2 separate regions of the Homo sapiens genome follow, and region 1 is linked to region 2. A link is a loop called in an ENCODE intact Hi-C map of the cell type or tissue named here. Cell type or tissue: A673. All regions are shown on one strand.

Evidence for each region. A loop is a pair of places that touch in the nucleus more often than their neighbours do. Peaks named below come from ENCODE experiments on the same cell type or tissue, not always from the same donor. Only the 100,000 strongest peaks of a DNase experiment are listed, where the experiment ranks them.
Region 1: it touches region 2 in a loop (2.8-fold over the local background); 15 of 110 quality-filtered maps call a loop at or near these places.

The regions. Positions count from the first base shown.
Region 1 is chr17:2,680,604-2,688,603 of GRCh38, forward strand. PAFAH1B1 (platelet activating factor acetylhydrolase 1b regulatory subunit 1) reads left to right here. Exons shown (of 11, transcript NM_000430.4): 11 at 1,126-5,012. The coding sequence ends at 1,199. It overlaps LOC105371490 (a long non-coding RNA gene), which reads left to right and starts at 7,622. Exons shown (of 2, transcript NR_188262.1): 1 at 7,622-7,967. It also overlaps the pseudogene RN7SL608P. In A673, no CTCF peak of the experiment used is centred here; no DNase peak of the experiment used is centred here; H3K27ac peaks cover 31 bases.
Region 2 is chr17:2,378,222-2,386,221 of GRCh38, forward strand. It overlaps SGSM2 (small G protein signaling modulator 2), which reads left to right. Exons shown (of 24, transcript NM_014853.3): 23 at 815-982; 24 at 1,211-2,833. The coding sequence ends at 1,299. MNT (MAX network transcriptional repressor) reads right to left here. Exons shown (of 6, transcript NM_020310.3): 6 at 5,852-8,000. Among named protein-coding and RNA genes, the nearest start is that of MNT, 19 kb to the right of the region's middle. RefSeq lists enhancers at 4,600-4,809, 7,762-8,000. In A673, a CTCF peak has its summit at 4,528 (motif pointing right); a DNase peak (open chromatin) is centred at 4,560; H3K27ac peaks cover 759 bases.

The DNA.
Region 1 (8,000 bases), 300 kb after region 2:
GTAATTTTTCTCCCCTATTAGTTTGTTTCTCAAACAAAATCTTCCTCAACCTTTCCCACTGGCAGGTGTATACTATCAGATACTAGAAACTCAGAAAATTGTATTTGATTTGAGTAAACATCCTCACTATCATCTGGACTTGAATCTGGAATTTAAGAGAGTGAATACAGTCAAGTATAATAAATGCACTAAAGTATAATGGACCAAAGCCTGCGTAAGGTGGGCTAATACCTGCCTCACAGGATTGGTTCAAGGATTAGGCACAAATACGGAGCATTTATGCCATGCCTGGAACATCGTGTTCAGTAAATGGATATGGCGAGACTGTGTATTGTTAGATTTGAGCCCTGCTGTGCCTTAGTCCCAGCTACTCAGGAGGCTGAGGCTGGAGGATTGCTTGAGCCCAGGAGTTCTGGGTTACAGTGTGCTGTGCTGATGGGATGTTTGCACTAAGTGCAGCATCAATATGGTGACCTCCTGGGAACAGGAGACTCCCAGGTTGCCTAAGGAGGGGTGACCTGGCCCAGGTCAGAAACAGAGCAGGTCAAAACTCCCTTGCTGATCAGTAGTGGGATCGCACCTTTGAACAGCCACTGCACTCCAGCCTGGGCAACATAGTGAGACCCTGCCTTTGAAAAAAGAAGAAAAAGGATTTGAGCCCCATTTGGGATGGGCCAAAGAGGAACAGGCGTTTTTATTGAGATGTTAATACAGGATTTGATCATTGAGTCTCAACTTCCCTAACTGAATTGGCAAACTAGATACCTTCTTGGGTTATGGTATATTAGAGAAACACGAAAACTACTGGCATTTGGACTTTCTTAGAATTTTGTGGCTCATTAAAAATTGTATCTGGCTCAGTGTGATGGAGGGTTGGGACCGGGCAGGGTCTTGCTCTGTCACCCAGGCTGGAGTGCAGTGGTGCAGTCATGGCTCGCTGCAGCCTCGACTTCCCAGCTCAAACAGTTCTGCATCAGTCTCCCGAGTAGCTGGGACTACAGGCACACACTACCATGCCCGGCTAATTTTTTTTTTAATTTTGTATTTTGTAGAGAGGGGGTCTCACTATGTTTGTTGTCCAGGCTTACGTGTGAGTTTTAAATAAACCATTTCTTTTTCTTTCAGATTTCCACAAGACGGCACCCTATGTCGTCACTGGCAGCGTAGATCAAACAGTAAAAGTGTGGGAGTGCCGTTGATTGTGTCTCCTTCGGCCCCTCCTCCCTCTTTTCCTCTGGATGCACTCTGATGATACCATGGTTACCCCATTGAGCTCTGTTTAAATAAATATTGTCCTTTCATGTAAATTATTCTGGATGTAGATTGAGCTTATTAAATGTTACACACAAAGTATTCATGCATGGTGAATCCAAATTGTATACTGTAAATTTACATACGTTGTCTAGAAGTACCATAGGGTTTAAAAACCTGGGCTGGCATTGGTCACACCAGGCCTAAGAAGGCAGAAGTTGAATCAATTGAACTAGGGCACTAAACTGAATAGTTGACAGTGTCATTTTATGTTGGATTATTAATTCCTGTTTTTCTTTCTGCTATCTGTTGGTGCCTGACTTGATGGCCTCATTTGGGGAAAAGTGGTGGTTATTAGGGCTTTTTCTGAAATGTGTATCTATGTAACATCACTTAAGTGTGCTTAATAAATCTTCTGTAAGGATTTTAGATGATAAGGCTACAATTCAGAATCTTCTGAACCATCTATGTAATGAATGGGGATTATACATTGGAATTTTTGTCATGACACATTTGCCAAATCAGTAGGATATATTTGTTTTGGCAGCCTATCACGCAGAGGCTAGTGGTATATTTATGTAAGAAAATGACTGTAAATCTCAAGAAAAATCTCAGCAGCTAATAGCAACTCATTTATTTCATTTTGGTCTTAATGCTTTGTAAACAGGTCAAAAAATACTGTCATACTCTAAGCTTCTATTTTCCACACTGGACATACTTCTAGTTGTATTCTCCATACTATTAGACTGTGTAGTGATGTGACTTCCAAGTAGAATTTAATCTCCCCATTGAGTGTGTCATGGTACAAATCACTATTCGTTTTTGGTGTTTTTTAGGGATGTGCAATGTGCATTACATAATGACAGAAATACTGAGAAGGTTCTGTGTGCCCATTTGAAAGGAGTGGGAGGAATACAGCAGTTTGTTTTTCAACATGAATCTGATATTGATTTAAACTGTGTTTCACTTACAAGTTTTAAAAAAATGACAGGGTTTAATGGAGCGTGCATAAAAATGTACTGTTTTCACCTTTTGTTTATATGTAAATGTTTGTAAGTATATGGGCCTATCTGTAAGTGGATAAGTCTGTATGTGTGTATCATACACATCAACCTCCATGTCCTTAGTCCTGGGTTTTTGAAAAAGTGCTAAAACGGACAAGTAGAATAAATGTTGCTGTGGAATGCCATGCTTTAGAACAAACCCTTTTTGATCTTAATGCTTCTGAAAACTAGGTCTGACTCTGGGGATTTTTTTCCAGCCGAAGGAAAATCACTTCCGTTATGTCCCCCTCTAATTTAGCCGCTCGACATTTTACACAACCCGGATATGTTGTATATTTTGACCCAAAGTTACAGGTAGGTTTAAGAGAATTTTTAGCCATGACTTTTGGAGCACTATTCCATTGTCAGTTATTAATAAAGAATTCCATTGCTTAGCTAACCAACAGGTTTTTTTTGTTTCCAAGAGAGTTATTTGAAAAGTTAACAGAACAATGAGATAACAGTGACAGTTTAACAAAGATAAAATTCTGAACTGCGTTTTATTCATTTGTGTACTATGTGATTTTTTAAATGTCCCCTTTAGTATTTAATGGAAAATTGGTTCCTGCAAAAGACAAAGGGTGAGAGTTAGCGTCCTGTAGATACACACAGAGACTAGGCCGTATATTAACTAGAAGCAGCTTTATGTCTAGCTTGTGTCTTTTTGTTTGTTTGCTTGTTTGTTTTTAGATTCCTGAGAGATGTCTCTGGAAGGGAAAGTTTTGAGAACTAATGGCTATTTTTGAGGACAAAAATTACATCTTAAGCTAATTCCTTAAATACATACAGTAGGTGAATTTTCAGGACAATATTGCCTCACAACCCTGCTTACATTGAAAAGTCTTTTTCCCTTAGCTCTTCTGACTGGATTTTTCTACAAAAACTATGGAAAATATCTTTGTTCTTGTTTGCTGCTATTTTCTGTCCTATTTTGAGAAATATAAATACATAGAAATGGTGCATCTTAACATTTGTTTGTACATGTATAAATGTCTTGTATTTTAATTCATTTTTAGCATGAATTGTTTAAGGGTAAGCCACAACATCTAGAAATCACTCATAGATATTGAACAATAAAGGAGAATGGTACCGATGCAGGAGGAAGCAAGCGTGTCTTCCCCTGCAGCACACAGCGACTTGCGTTGACAAAGGAGGAGGAAACGATTACTCTGTAAACAAAGTTATCCTTACTTGGGAGATTGCCACAGCCTGCTGCTGAGTTGAGTTACCAGACATCCTCCATGTGAGAAGCAGCGAACATTGAATCTCAGGGATGGCCCACAACTGGGTCCACATGTAATGAGCCCTGTTTAATAACGAAGGGGTGGGGGAGAGCAGTCCGTCTACAACCTGGAATCAGATTTGCAAAATTTCCTGCACTGCTGTCTGACACTGTCCTGTTGATGCCCTTTCTGACTGTGTTCTCTGTTTTCTCTGTCTGCTGTCTAACCCTGTGCCTTGCCTGGGATAAGGACAATGATGAGGTTACTGGTTTGGATTGTAAGTAGAGGACTTTTATTAATTGGTTTAGAGGTTCACTGCTGCTTTGTCACTTTCTCAATCAAATTGGCCACTTAAGAAATAAAGAGCTGGTAGAATTGCATCCTCAGATGATTATTGACTGTGTGTGTGTGTGAAAACAGACATTCCAGTGCCACCCAAATATATATCTGTAACGTGCCCAAGAAATCCTAGCTGCGCTCTTGAGAGTGCATGCCATGGAGACTGGTTTAGACACCGCGTGGAGCCTAGTTGCCTGTTGTCACGGCATCTTGCACTTTAGGAGACTAAGACCGTCCTGGTTCGTCTGTGTGTGGTGTGACCAATGGTGTGCCCAGAGCACTACTCTCAAAATCACTAGTGTTAGCAAGTCGTCCCGGGCTGGGGAGCGTTCGCCGTAGTCTTTGGAAGCTTTGGCTTTAGATTTACCAAGCCCCGCCTCCCCGCTGCCAGTGCCCTGCTCTCCCGTTCGCCTCTTTCTGTTTCTGTGTGAACTTTCCCGGTAATATCACTCGTTAAATAGGTTTTCTTTAAACTTAATTAAAGAAAAACTATTTAAAGGTAAAGGATATTTTGTTGACATCGGTGGCTCGATCATCCTTAAGCAACTGAAGTTAAAATTGTTGAAGGAAAAGGCACTTAAATTGGTTACTTTCATGTCCAGCTGTATATAAGTCCAGTGTGTTCATCTAGATGACGCAAAGAATCTCCTGGTAGAGAAGCGACATGTAAAAAACTGGTGGAAAAAGGTTTTGGATTTTTTTTCCAGTGGGGTGGGGGGAGGGCAAGCTGGATTTACAGGTCACGGCTGGACTGAATGGGCCTTTTTATCTTCCCACTGTATCATGGAAGTAGCTGCTTGCTTGTACTGTCCATCCTTCAGGCATCCCTAAAGCTCACTCTGAAGATGTTAGAGACAAACACAAACTCTTCGAGTTAAAGTTGATCCTGACACTGACATGAAGGCAAGCCTTGATTTCGTATGAACGTTGCTGAAGTGGTAATTGAGGAAAACAGTTCCCCAGATTGTTAAGAGTTCACTGAAGATATTGACACAATTTTAAAAAATCAGTAAAGGAATGTATATAATATTGCTCTCGTGTTTTACAGTAAGATTTGTTGCTCTCAGACTGTGTAAAACAAAATTTATTCATGTTTTCTGCATATTAAAAAATCTTATTGTACCAACTGGTAAACTATTAAATGCCTATAAAACTAGATGTGATTTTTTTTTTTTTTTTTTTTTTTTTTTTTGTCTTCCTTTGCACAGGGGAAATGCTGATAGAAAGTGGGGCTGTGTGTAGCTCCAGTCACAAAGAGTGACACGAATCGGTGTCAGGGCAGTAAGGCCTCATGAGCTGCTTTCCTTCAGGGCAGCACCCGAACTGGCTTTGCTGTCCCCCTTCCCCCGGGTGGAGGAGGGAGTGCCTCAGCCTGAGCCTTGCCATGGCATGCGTCTGCGGCACAGGCCCGCTCTCCCCAACCCTCCCAGCAGCCCGTTCTGACTGTGGCTATCGCTGTGGCCAGAGAGCCAAAGCCAGGATGGCTGGTTACAGGCCCAAGACTAGACTCTTGGGGACAGAGTCTAGAGATAAGGGGCCCTGCCGGGCGCGGTGGCTCACGCCTGTAATCCCAGCTCTTGGGGAGGCAGAGACGGGAGGATAGCTTGAGCCCAGGAGTTCGGGACCTCCCTGGGCAATATAGCGAGACCCCGTTCTCCACAAAAAGGAAAAAAAAAAGATGGGGCCCTACCCCCTTTGTTCTGTTAGCCTCTAATCTTGCTCAGTGGTCTTGGAATCATAAAAGTAAATCCTTAATACTGTTTTCGATTTTGGTTGAAACATACAAAATAAGAGTGTTCATCTTTGTCCCAGAAACCCCAGCTCTGCACTTTACACATGGCTGTATCTGTGGTGTATTCAAGGTGCCCTACAAAGGACAGTTTGGTGATGTGCTGGTTCCTTTCTTACAGCCCAGCTGTTTTCCTGCCTCCTATTGGGAGTAGTAGCCTGCCCCAAAATAGGAGCTTGGCCCAGAGCAAAAAAGGAATGGGCCATGCGCAGTGGTACGCCTGCAATCCCAGCAATTTGGGAGGCCGAGACGGGCAGATTGCCTGAGCTCAGGAGTTTGACACCAGCCTGGACAATACAGTGAAACCCCGTCTCTACTAAAAATACAAAAAAAATTAGCCAGGCGTGGTAGCAGGTGCCTGTAGTCCCAGCTACTTGGGAGGCTGAGGCAGGAGAAACACTTGAACCTGGGAGGCGGAGGTTGCACTGGGCCAGGATTGCACCACTGCACTCCAGCCTGGGCAATGAAGCAAGACCCTGGCTCAAAAAAGCAAGAAAAAACAAAGAAATTGGCCTGAAGTTAGTTCCCTGCACTTTTGCAGCTTTTCCATTTCCTTGCAAGACTCTTCCAGGCTGAGATCCAGATGATAGGGCCCCAGGGGCAGAGTTCTAGCGTTAGTATCACTATCCAGAAATGCTGTTAGCTGTTCAAAACCTGGCAAGTAACTCGCTGGCTTGTAACTGCCTCAAACCTCCTTCCAGGAGTCATGACTGTGTATGGCCTTTGATGCAGGGGGAGGGTAGCTGGCTGTGGCAGCTCTGTCCCTGCCTAGCCTGGTGAAACCTGACTTGTGTGCAGACGGTTCTTAACTGCTGATACACCAGAAGCTCTAGGACAGGCATCCTCAAAGTGTGTTCCCTGGTTCAGCAGAGCAGCAGCACCTGGGAGCTCACGCCTCAGAACCCCTGAGTGGAAGCGGTGCAGCCTGCTTGCTTGCTTGATTCACAATCTATTATAACAAGCCCTTCCAATGACTGAGGCAGGCTCAGGTTCGAGAACCACCGAGCTAAATGATTCAACTTCTCACCAAAGAAACTTGGGCACATCACTGGTCTCTTGGCCCCGCAGCTCAGGTCTGGATCCCGATCTTTCCTCTTTCATCCTTTTATTTATTTTTATTTTTTGAGACAGAGTGTCACTCTGTCATCCAGGCTTGAGTGCAGTGGGATGATCTCAGCTCACTGCAATCTCTTCCTCCCAGGTTCAAGCAATTCTTCTGCCTCAGCCTCCCAAGTGGCTGGGATTACAGGCGCGTGCCACCGTGCCCGGCTAATTTTTGTATTTTTAGTAGAGACAGGGTTTCACTATGTTGGCCAGGCTGGTCTTGAACTCCTGACCTTGTGATCTGCCCGCCTCGGCCTCCCAAAGTGCTGGGATTACATGTGTGAGCCACCGCGCCCGGCCTATCCTCACTTTGAACATGTGGAGTTTGTCCCTTTGTGACGATGTCCTATGATCTTCATTCCCACTTGGTCACCTGACCTTGACTGACTCTGTCTCAAAAATAAAATAATGGCTTACTCCCACAAATGAGGGCATTTCACCTGCCATTCGAGGATGGCTGGGCCTGCACTCTGTGGGGAGGGGGGGGTCCTGATTGATTTGGTAGTTTAGACCTTAGAGGTAGGGGAGAGGAAAATTTGGGCCACATCAGGATGCCTTACTCTCCAGCTGCAGGATATATAGGAATTTCCCCAATTTGTGTATGTGGGTGTGTGTGTGTGACAGTCTCACTCTTGCTGCCCAGACTGGAGTGCAGTGGCGTGATTTCGGCTCACTGCAACCTCAGCCTCCTGGGCTTCAAGTGATTCTCCTGCCTCAGCCTCCCGAGTAGCTGGGATTACAGGTGTCCGCCATCACATACCTGGCTAATTTTTGTAATTTTAGTAGAGATGGGGTTTCAGCATGTTGGCCAGGCTGGTTTTGAACTCCTGGCCTCAAATGATCCACCAGCCTTGGCTTCCCAAAGTGCTGGGAATACAGGCGTGAGCCACCACGCCTGGCCCACTTTTTAAAAAGTTGAAACCTGTCACCTAAAAGAAGGGAAGGAGAAAGAGTGGATTTCACACCTAGGGCCTCCATTTGCTTTATGAAAACAGCCCCTTGTCATTTGGGTCGTCAAAAGATGTCTGAGGGCACTAATACGCTTAAAGGATCAGCCAGGAAATAGGGGCCTCTCAGGTGACAAGGAGGCACAACCCTAACCAACCCCGATCTGTTCTCAGCTTCACAGGAGGCCCTGTTTTGAGAGGTGCATGAACATGTGGCTCACGTTCAACAACAAACACTCAGGAGAGGGGACAGAATGTTCAGGACACACCGGTGAGAGCAAAGGAAGCTGCTGCTGGGCTGGGG
Region 2 (8,000 bases):
AGGATCTTGAGACTAGCCTGGGCAACATAGCGAGACCCTGTCTTTAATTTTTAAAAAAGAAAGAAAAAATGAGGCTGGGTGCGGTGGCTCATGCCTGTAATCCCAGCACTTTGGGAGGCCAAGGCAAGCAAATCACTTGAGGTCAGGGGTTTGAGGCCAGCCTGGCCAACATGGTGAAACTCCGTCTCTACTAAAAATACAAAAATCAGCCGGGCATGGTGGCGGGTGCCTGTAGTGGAGGCAAGGTTATGGTGAGCTGAGATTGTGCCACTGCACTCCAGCCTGGGCAACAGAGCCAGACTGTGTCTCAAAAAAAAAAAAAGAAAAGAAAAGAAAAAATTGAAAAGAAAACAAAATTTCCATAGGTGATTCCGAAGTGCCACTAGGGTTGACAGTTACAACTCTCATAGATCATAGTTTGGGGAACTTTTTTCAAACCAAAGCATTCCTGAGCACCAAGATGGGAGGCCTGTGACAGCTGCCCGGCTGAAGTGCAGGCAGAGTCTGCAGGAACCCAGTGTGCAGAAATTACCCAAGAAAAGGATGGGGCCTTGGTACGGGGTACAGAACCCCCATTCCTGAGCCAGGCTCTGTGTCATGGAGAGAATCCCACGACTTTGGCCCCTGAAGCTCTGATCCCTCACCTGGCTCCATTTAGAGGCCTGTGAGCAGCCAGTCCGGCCAGCATCAGCCCCAGCCCCAGCCTCAGCCTCAGCCTCAGCCCCAGCCTCAATCCCAGCCTCAGCCTCAATCCCAGCCTCAGCCCCAGATATGCGGCTAGGACGGGTGAGCAGCAGCCGCTTACTCTCCGCAGAACTGCTGTATGAGGATGTGTTTGCTGTGTGGGAGGTGATCTGGGCAGCCAGGCACATCTCATCGGAGCACTTTGTCCTGTTCATCGCCCTCGCCCTGGTGGAGGCCTACCGAGAGATCATCCGTGACAACAACATGGACTTCACTGACATCATCAAGTTTTTCAATGGTACGAGCTGGTCCAGCCATCCAGGCTGCCCTGAGCAGAGGTGTGGAGGCCCCCACCTCTGCCCCGCACACAGCTGGAGGGTTCTCAGGAATCCTGGGGGCCCTTCCCCAAAGGCCGGGATGTCAAGAATCTAGCAGAGCAGATGGAAACAGAGCAGGGTAGTCAGCCACCTCCTAGCCTGCTGCCCTTTCTCTGGGCCTCTCTACAGCTCTTCACGTTTCCCCCCAGAACGTGCTGAGCATCACGATGCCCAGGAGATCCTGCGGATTGCCCGGGACCTCGTCCACAAGGTGCAGATGCTCATAGAGAACAAGTGAGCTGGGGCCAGGAGGCAGCAGCCGTGCAGAGCCTGGGCTCCGGCAGGGAGAGGTGCAGGGGAGTCACCGCCCAGACCTCCCCAGCCACCAACCGACCCCACCTCTGTTCCTAACAAAGCGGTTGTGAGCCTGGATCCGACTCCCGGCAGTGCTGACCCTGCAGGGCAAGTCAGGGGCCAGGATGCCCTCGGATCAGGGCCGGGATGGGAGGGGTCAGCCTCAGGGAGCAGCTGCCTTGGGGGACACACCTACTCTGCTCCCCTCTCACACATCTGGGAGTAGCCCCACTGCCACCTGCAGCCGCAGCCTGGACTGCTGCCCACGAGTGAACCTGGGGCCCCACAGGATTAACAGGGGCTATAGCGGCCTGGGCCCTACTCAGCTGGGGTGGCAGAGGGCGAGAGGCTCTGTGCTGTGTCCCTTCTGAGGGTCCCTTTGCAGTCCCAGTATATTGTGCGTGCACCAGCCCCAGCTGGAGCAACCAAAACTGCTTCTGGTTTAGGCACACGTCACGGGTGCGGGAGACCCGGGCACGGGAGACCCGGGCCGCCTTCAGGCCGCTCCCCCGAGATTCTGGGGCAGTCGGAAGATGTGGGCCCTGGGTGGGAGCAGCCCACTTCAGCAGCACTGCCACTGCCTTTGGCCACCTGAGGTGACCCCCAGGCCTCCCCGGCCTTGTACAGTGTACCTCTGTGTATCTGTACAGCCTCGCTCCTGCCACCCCACCCTTGCGTTCTGCATTAGGTACTTCCCTGAAAACCACGTGTAAGAAGTGATGCTTTTGCCAGTGGATGATCTGGAATGCGACCGGAGCACTTGCTCTGAGGAATCCCAGGGTGACTCTGTCGGGGAAGAATCCGGTCACAGCCTCCCCTCAGAGACAGGCCTCAGTTCGAGGGCAGCCCATTATCTGTCGCAGACATCTGCCATGTCCCTGAGACTGCGGGAGGCAGGGGATGCATGGGTGTCCCCATCTGTCCCTGGTGAGAAGCAAGGCTAGCTCTGCCTTCCACATGCTTCTCAGGATGCCAAGAGGCCTAGGAACCCAGAAACCCCCTTGGAGGAGCTGTGTATGCGGGGGTGCCAGGAAGGGCATAGCTCCTGCCCCCAGGCCTAGGCATGCTGCTTGCTCGGCCATCCCCACTTCCTCCTCTACCCCAACACATGCAGGCTAGGCCTTGCCCTGGAACATGGAGGCCCTGCCCGGGGCTGGGGCCTAGTCCAGCAGCCACCAAAGTCTGGCAGACTTTCTGCATTTGAGAAACATGACAAAGGGCCCCGCAGCCCTTCTGCACCCAGCACAGCCTGCCCAGCCCAGCCCTGCCCCCGGGCACTGCACAGCCTGTCTGGGGGCCAGACCACCCCATTGTCCATCCTTGTTGTCCGTGAGTCCTTGGCCTCCACCAAGCACGTGTGGCCATTGTGTGCCTGCCTTAGTGACTCCGTGGTTTTGTGAGGAGCAGAGTGTGTATGATTTTTGCCTCAGAAACTATACTCTTCTGTGTAACAGACCAATAAACAACATTTGTCAACACTGGAGCCTCTGGGACTGGACACTGAGAGACCACGTGCCTTCTTTAAGCTCCACAGTCGGCCAGCCCCAAAAGGCGAGGACGGCAAAAAACTAAAGTTTCCAAGAGAGGTACTCCAGCCGCCAGTCTGGAGGGTGTGGGCTGGTCAGGAAGTCAGGGTGATTTGATAGCCAAACCTCAAGTACTCAGCGCCCTTGAGGGGACCTCACCCCAGAGTCATGGCCCCATCTCACGATGACCAGTGGCCCCTCTAGCCTGTGGATGAGAGAAGGTCCCTGTCCCATCCCTACCCCCTGCCTGCCCTACTGACCAGGCTGCAATGAGAAGCTGGAGCTTGACTATGCCACTGCAGCTGATGGCAACGGAGCTGCCCCTGTGGGTGTGGCTCTCACCCCGAGCACTGTCTGAGAGGCCGGAGGGGAGTGTCAGGAGGAGTCAGACCCTGCTGAGCTATAGACAGGCCCAGCTGTAACGGGTCTGCACCTCTCTTCCTGCCCTTCCCCAACCCGAGTGCTACTGGTCCCATCGTCGATGGCTCCAGGGAGAAGACACCAGTCACACAACATGTCTTCTACCCTAGAGGACACTGGCTTCCTGGACATTAGGGCCTGTTTTCCACTCACTCAAAGCTGAAGACCCCAGCCCATGGTCCTAGCAGGCTGAACCCAGCTTTATTATACAGAGAGAGAGACAGACAGATAGACAGACACAGAGTCTTGCTATCTCTCCCAGAATGGAGTGCAATGGTATGATCATGGCTCACTGCAGCCTTGAACTCCTAGGCTCAAGCGATCCTCCCAACTCAGCCTCCCAAGTAGCCAGGGATGCAGGCCCCCATCATGGCAGTTTTTCTATCTTTTTGGTAGAGGCAGAGGCTCACTGTTGCTCAGGCTAGTCTTGAACTCTGGCCTCAAGCAGTCCACCCACTTGGCCTCCCGAAGTGCTGGGATTACAGGCTTGAGCCACTGCATCTGGCCCTGAACCCAGCTTTTAGGAAAGAGTGCAAACTAGTGGCCAGAGCTACCCAAAGAAACCAGTTGGTGCAGAGAGAGCTCTGGGGCCAGGGAACTTGATGAGCCCTTCAGGGGAACACCCCCGACCCGCCAGCCGACTCTGTTGCCTGGAGGAGTCAGAATTCCTTTGCTGTGACCACCTAAAGGAAATTTCACCTAGCCTGGGAGTAACCCTTCACACACTTCCGTCCTGCCCTACTCCCCCTGACTACTGGACTGGGATCCTGGGACCAGAGGGGATCCCACAGCTTTTCAAAACGATGGGACAGCTGGGGCGGGAAGAGCAAGCAGCACAGTGGGCTCTCCAAACACCATCTCAAGGAACCTTTGCAATCTGGAAAGTCAGGTCTTCCTCTTACAGAGCAGGAGCTGGTAAATGGAAGCACCTGGATTCATACTTTATCCTGACCACAGGCCCCTTTCTTATAAGCTCCAGCTGAGCCATGGGTGAGTGAGAACTGTGGGTGAGGGGGAGCTTTGAGTACAGCTTCTGCCTAAAGATTTAGTGACAGCCCTCAGATGACAGCCAAGTTATCACTGCCTGGGGAGGGTCTTCATCTGTGTTCCCAGTGGGCACAGGGCCTGGCACTGAGCATGCACCCAGGAAGGGTTAACCCTCACCCTATCCCTTCCCTAAAGCGTCGCTTAGTGAGCTAATGGAAGTGACCCAGCTCTTCCAGGAGCTACCAGCAGAGGGAGCCCGCGTCTCACAAGTAAAAAGGGCAGGCTCAGTAGGGAGGGCTGGATTCCGAACTTTCATTTTAATTAAAAAAATTTTTTTTGAGACAGAGTCTCGCTCTGTCTCCCAGGCTGGAGTGCAGTGGCGCAATCTCGGCTCACTGCAGCCTCCACCCCCCGGGTTCAAGTGATTCTCCTGCCTCAGCCTCCTGAGTAGCTGGGATCATAGGCATGCACCACCATGCCCGGCTCATTTTTGTATTTTTAGTAGAGAAGGGTTTTTGCCATGTTGGCCAGGCTGGTCTCGAACTCCAGACCTCAGGTGATCTGCCCACCTAAGCCTCCCGAAGTGCTGGGATTACAGGCGTGTGCCACCGTGCCCGGCCTGAACTTTTTGAAGTCAACTCTTCTCTTTCAGAAAACAGGACCCAAGACAGCACTCCCTTCCTCAAGGATAACCCCTACCCACCCCACCTCAGGAAGAGACGCAGAGTCAGTCTCCCCTGTGGGGACTGGGAGTCAGTCAGGTACTGTCAGGGTGGAAATGAGAAGCTGGGCCCCCTTGCCCAGCCTGGTCTCCAGCAAGGCCTAGCTAGTGGCTCCCTGACCTCACTTCCCACACCACCTCCTCCCATGACAGCCTGCCCAGGGAGAGAAGACACAGCCACAGGGACAAGGGGCTTCCAGCCCAGCTGAGAACACGGCTCTTTGCCCCTGACCTCCAGCCTCTTCTTCCCCTTGTTCCTTTCCCTTAGAGGACAGCTTTATGGACTCCCCGGCTGACCTGTTGTAACTGCACCCCCAGAGCAGCCCCTCAGGAAGCTCTCACCCTCTGTGCCCAATCCCTGGGGCAACTCCCCTGTACCTTTTTTATTGGATCCGAGTCTAGGACTGGCCCCAGGTGCCACAAGGGTGGCAGATGCTGGGTAAGAACTCTGTACCCAGTTCAGAGGTCTGACTGCAGCTCCAACGAAGTCTCCAGCTAGCCGTGTGGCCTCAACAAGTCACTGGGCCACCTCAATCCTGTTTCCTTATCTGCCAAAATGGGGCTAAGTCTGGCTTATTTACTTCACTTGGCTGTTGAAAGATGAAACAAGATAATGCTTGTAAAATGGTCTGAGGAAATACGAAGCTTTGCAAAAGTTTCAGACCGACCAGAACTGCCATTTTCAGAGCGGCGGAGGCACCGGGTCAGAGCCGCTTGAGGACTATGCTGGGCAGACAGGGTCGAGACAGGTGATCTCACCGCTCCTGCCACATGCTTCCCTACAGGCCTCAGCCTCCTTTTGCAATAAAATGACCCAGATGCTGCAGGCTGGCAGCTCCATCTCAGGTTTCAGTGCAGGTTTATTTCAGTTTTATATTTTATTCCAGGCAAGTGCTTATTACATGGATAGTATTCATGTCTCGGTAACTAAAGTCTTGGAGCATGAACAGCCACTAGAATACAGTTCAATAGTAAAAATACAGTATGTACAAAATTAGGGTTTTTGTAGTTTTTTTTTTTTTCCACACAGCAGATGTATCCAAACACATAAAAATCTCTACAGTCTGGGGTCGCTACAGTTTATATTTCAGGAAACAGAGACACAGTGGCCGAGTCCTCACTGTAAACAAGGGCCACCTCTGGGGGTTGGGGGTGGGACCCTGGGATGGGGGGAGAAGCAGCTGTTTCTGGAGAGAGAAGGGGTCATGGTGGCCCCCCAGTTACCCTCCAGGCATTCCCTGCCTTCTTTGGCCCCCCAAGGAACCAACCTCCCCCTCTCCCCGAGGTAAGGACTCCCAGCCAGTGAGCCACTCTGAACATCAAAAGGTAAAACACGCATGAGAGGTAAGATGTGTGCGTGTGCGTGCGTGTGTGTGTGTGTGTGTGTGTGTGTGTGTCCCAGGCTGGAAGGGCTAGGGAGGGAGGGCCAGGCGGTCCCACAGGGTGAGGACAGATGTGGTCCCGACAGCACTCTGGGGGAGACGCCCAAGGAAGGGCTGGGTGGTGACTGCCCACTTGGGCACACAGCATCACAGCGTTCACAAACGACAAGAAAAACAGCAACACCCATCGTCACCAATCTGGACATAGTCATTCGGCACTAGATTTGCAGGCCCCCGATGCTGGGGGACAGGGACGGGGAGGGGCAGCGGGTGGATGATGAGGTATCTGTGCAGGCCCGGGGGCCACTGGCCTCAGGATGCAGGGAGAGGTGGGCAGGCTGAGGGGAGGGGCGAGCTCCACGAGGCTGCTCTAACTGCCCCGTGGGTCAGGCCTGCCATCGCTGTCACAATGGGAATAGCAAAGCTGGCTCTCCCAGAGCCACGGGGTCTGGCGGAGGTGGCTGTGCTGGGGTGGGTACAGGGCTCAGCCTCTGAGGATGGTGACCTGGTTTGTAACTGTCCCTTTACCCACACCAGGAGAGAGAAATAAGGAACAGTCCCCTGGGAGGTGTCCAGGACCAGGAGGGAACAGGAAGGGAATTTTTAGGCATCTAAGGATTCTTTATTTCCAGAGAAAATCTATTCAAGACCTTTGCTGACCTCCTCTGTGCCTGCAGGGCACTCCAGGAAATCCTCAGCTCTGTCCCCTCCCCCCGGCCCCCTCGCCGGCCCAGGCCCCTGCCCCAGCCCATCAGTGTGAGCTTCACATCCAGGGACACCGGCTTCCTCCCGCTACACTGAAAGGCCACTGGTGAGTGTGTGTCCAGGTGGGGAGCCGAGCGTGTCTGACACAAAGCCACTTGTAATAAACACCCACATACAAGGAAAGGCCAAAGCAGGCTGCCCAGAGGCAGAGAAAGCCGCATCCTAACACAGAGCCCCTGACTCCTCCCCCTTCCACGCTCAGCCCTGTCCTTGACCCAACCAAGGACCTCTTCTCAGAGAAAGGTGCTGCTGCTCTGCAGCTCCCCGGGCAGGGCCCACTCAAAAGCGTCCCCGGGAGAAGCAGGGTGTTGAGGGGATGGGAGGACAGAGGCAAAGGGGCTGGAGCAGAAGCAGCAGCCCTAGCTCTGGCCCTCTGTTCTGTATAGGTCCCAGGGTTGGTCTGGGGACAGGCTTAGGGCTTGGCTAAGCCGCTGGGTTTTTACCTTCCTGATGTCTCAACGATGTGGCTTCTATGCTCCTGGAAACAAGACCAGATGCTGGTCCATGTCTCCCAAACTGCAGGAGGCACCCAAACCCACAGGCCGCCAGGCCCACCTGTCCCTTGGAGCAGTGCCCAGCACTCAGCAGAGGTCAGAGATCAGGGGCTGAACGCAGGACAGCGCCCCTCTTTGCTGCCTTCTGGAAGCCAAGAGCCAAGCCCAGGGCTGGGGACTGGGGACTGGGGACAGGGGCCCAGTGGCTCTCCTCCCATCCAGACCCAGGCTGCAGGGGACGGGGAAGGGGAAGGACAGCCAAGTCCCTCCTTCCCCACCTCAGCCTGCCCTCCTGAGGTCCAGAGCCCAGTGGCAGGGATTGGGGTGAGGGCACAGGAAGCTTGGCAGTG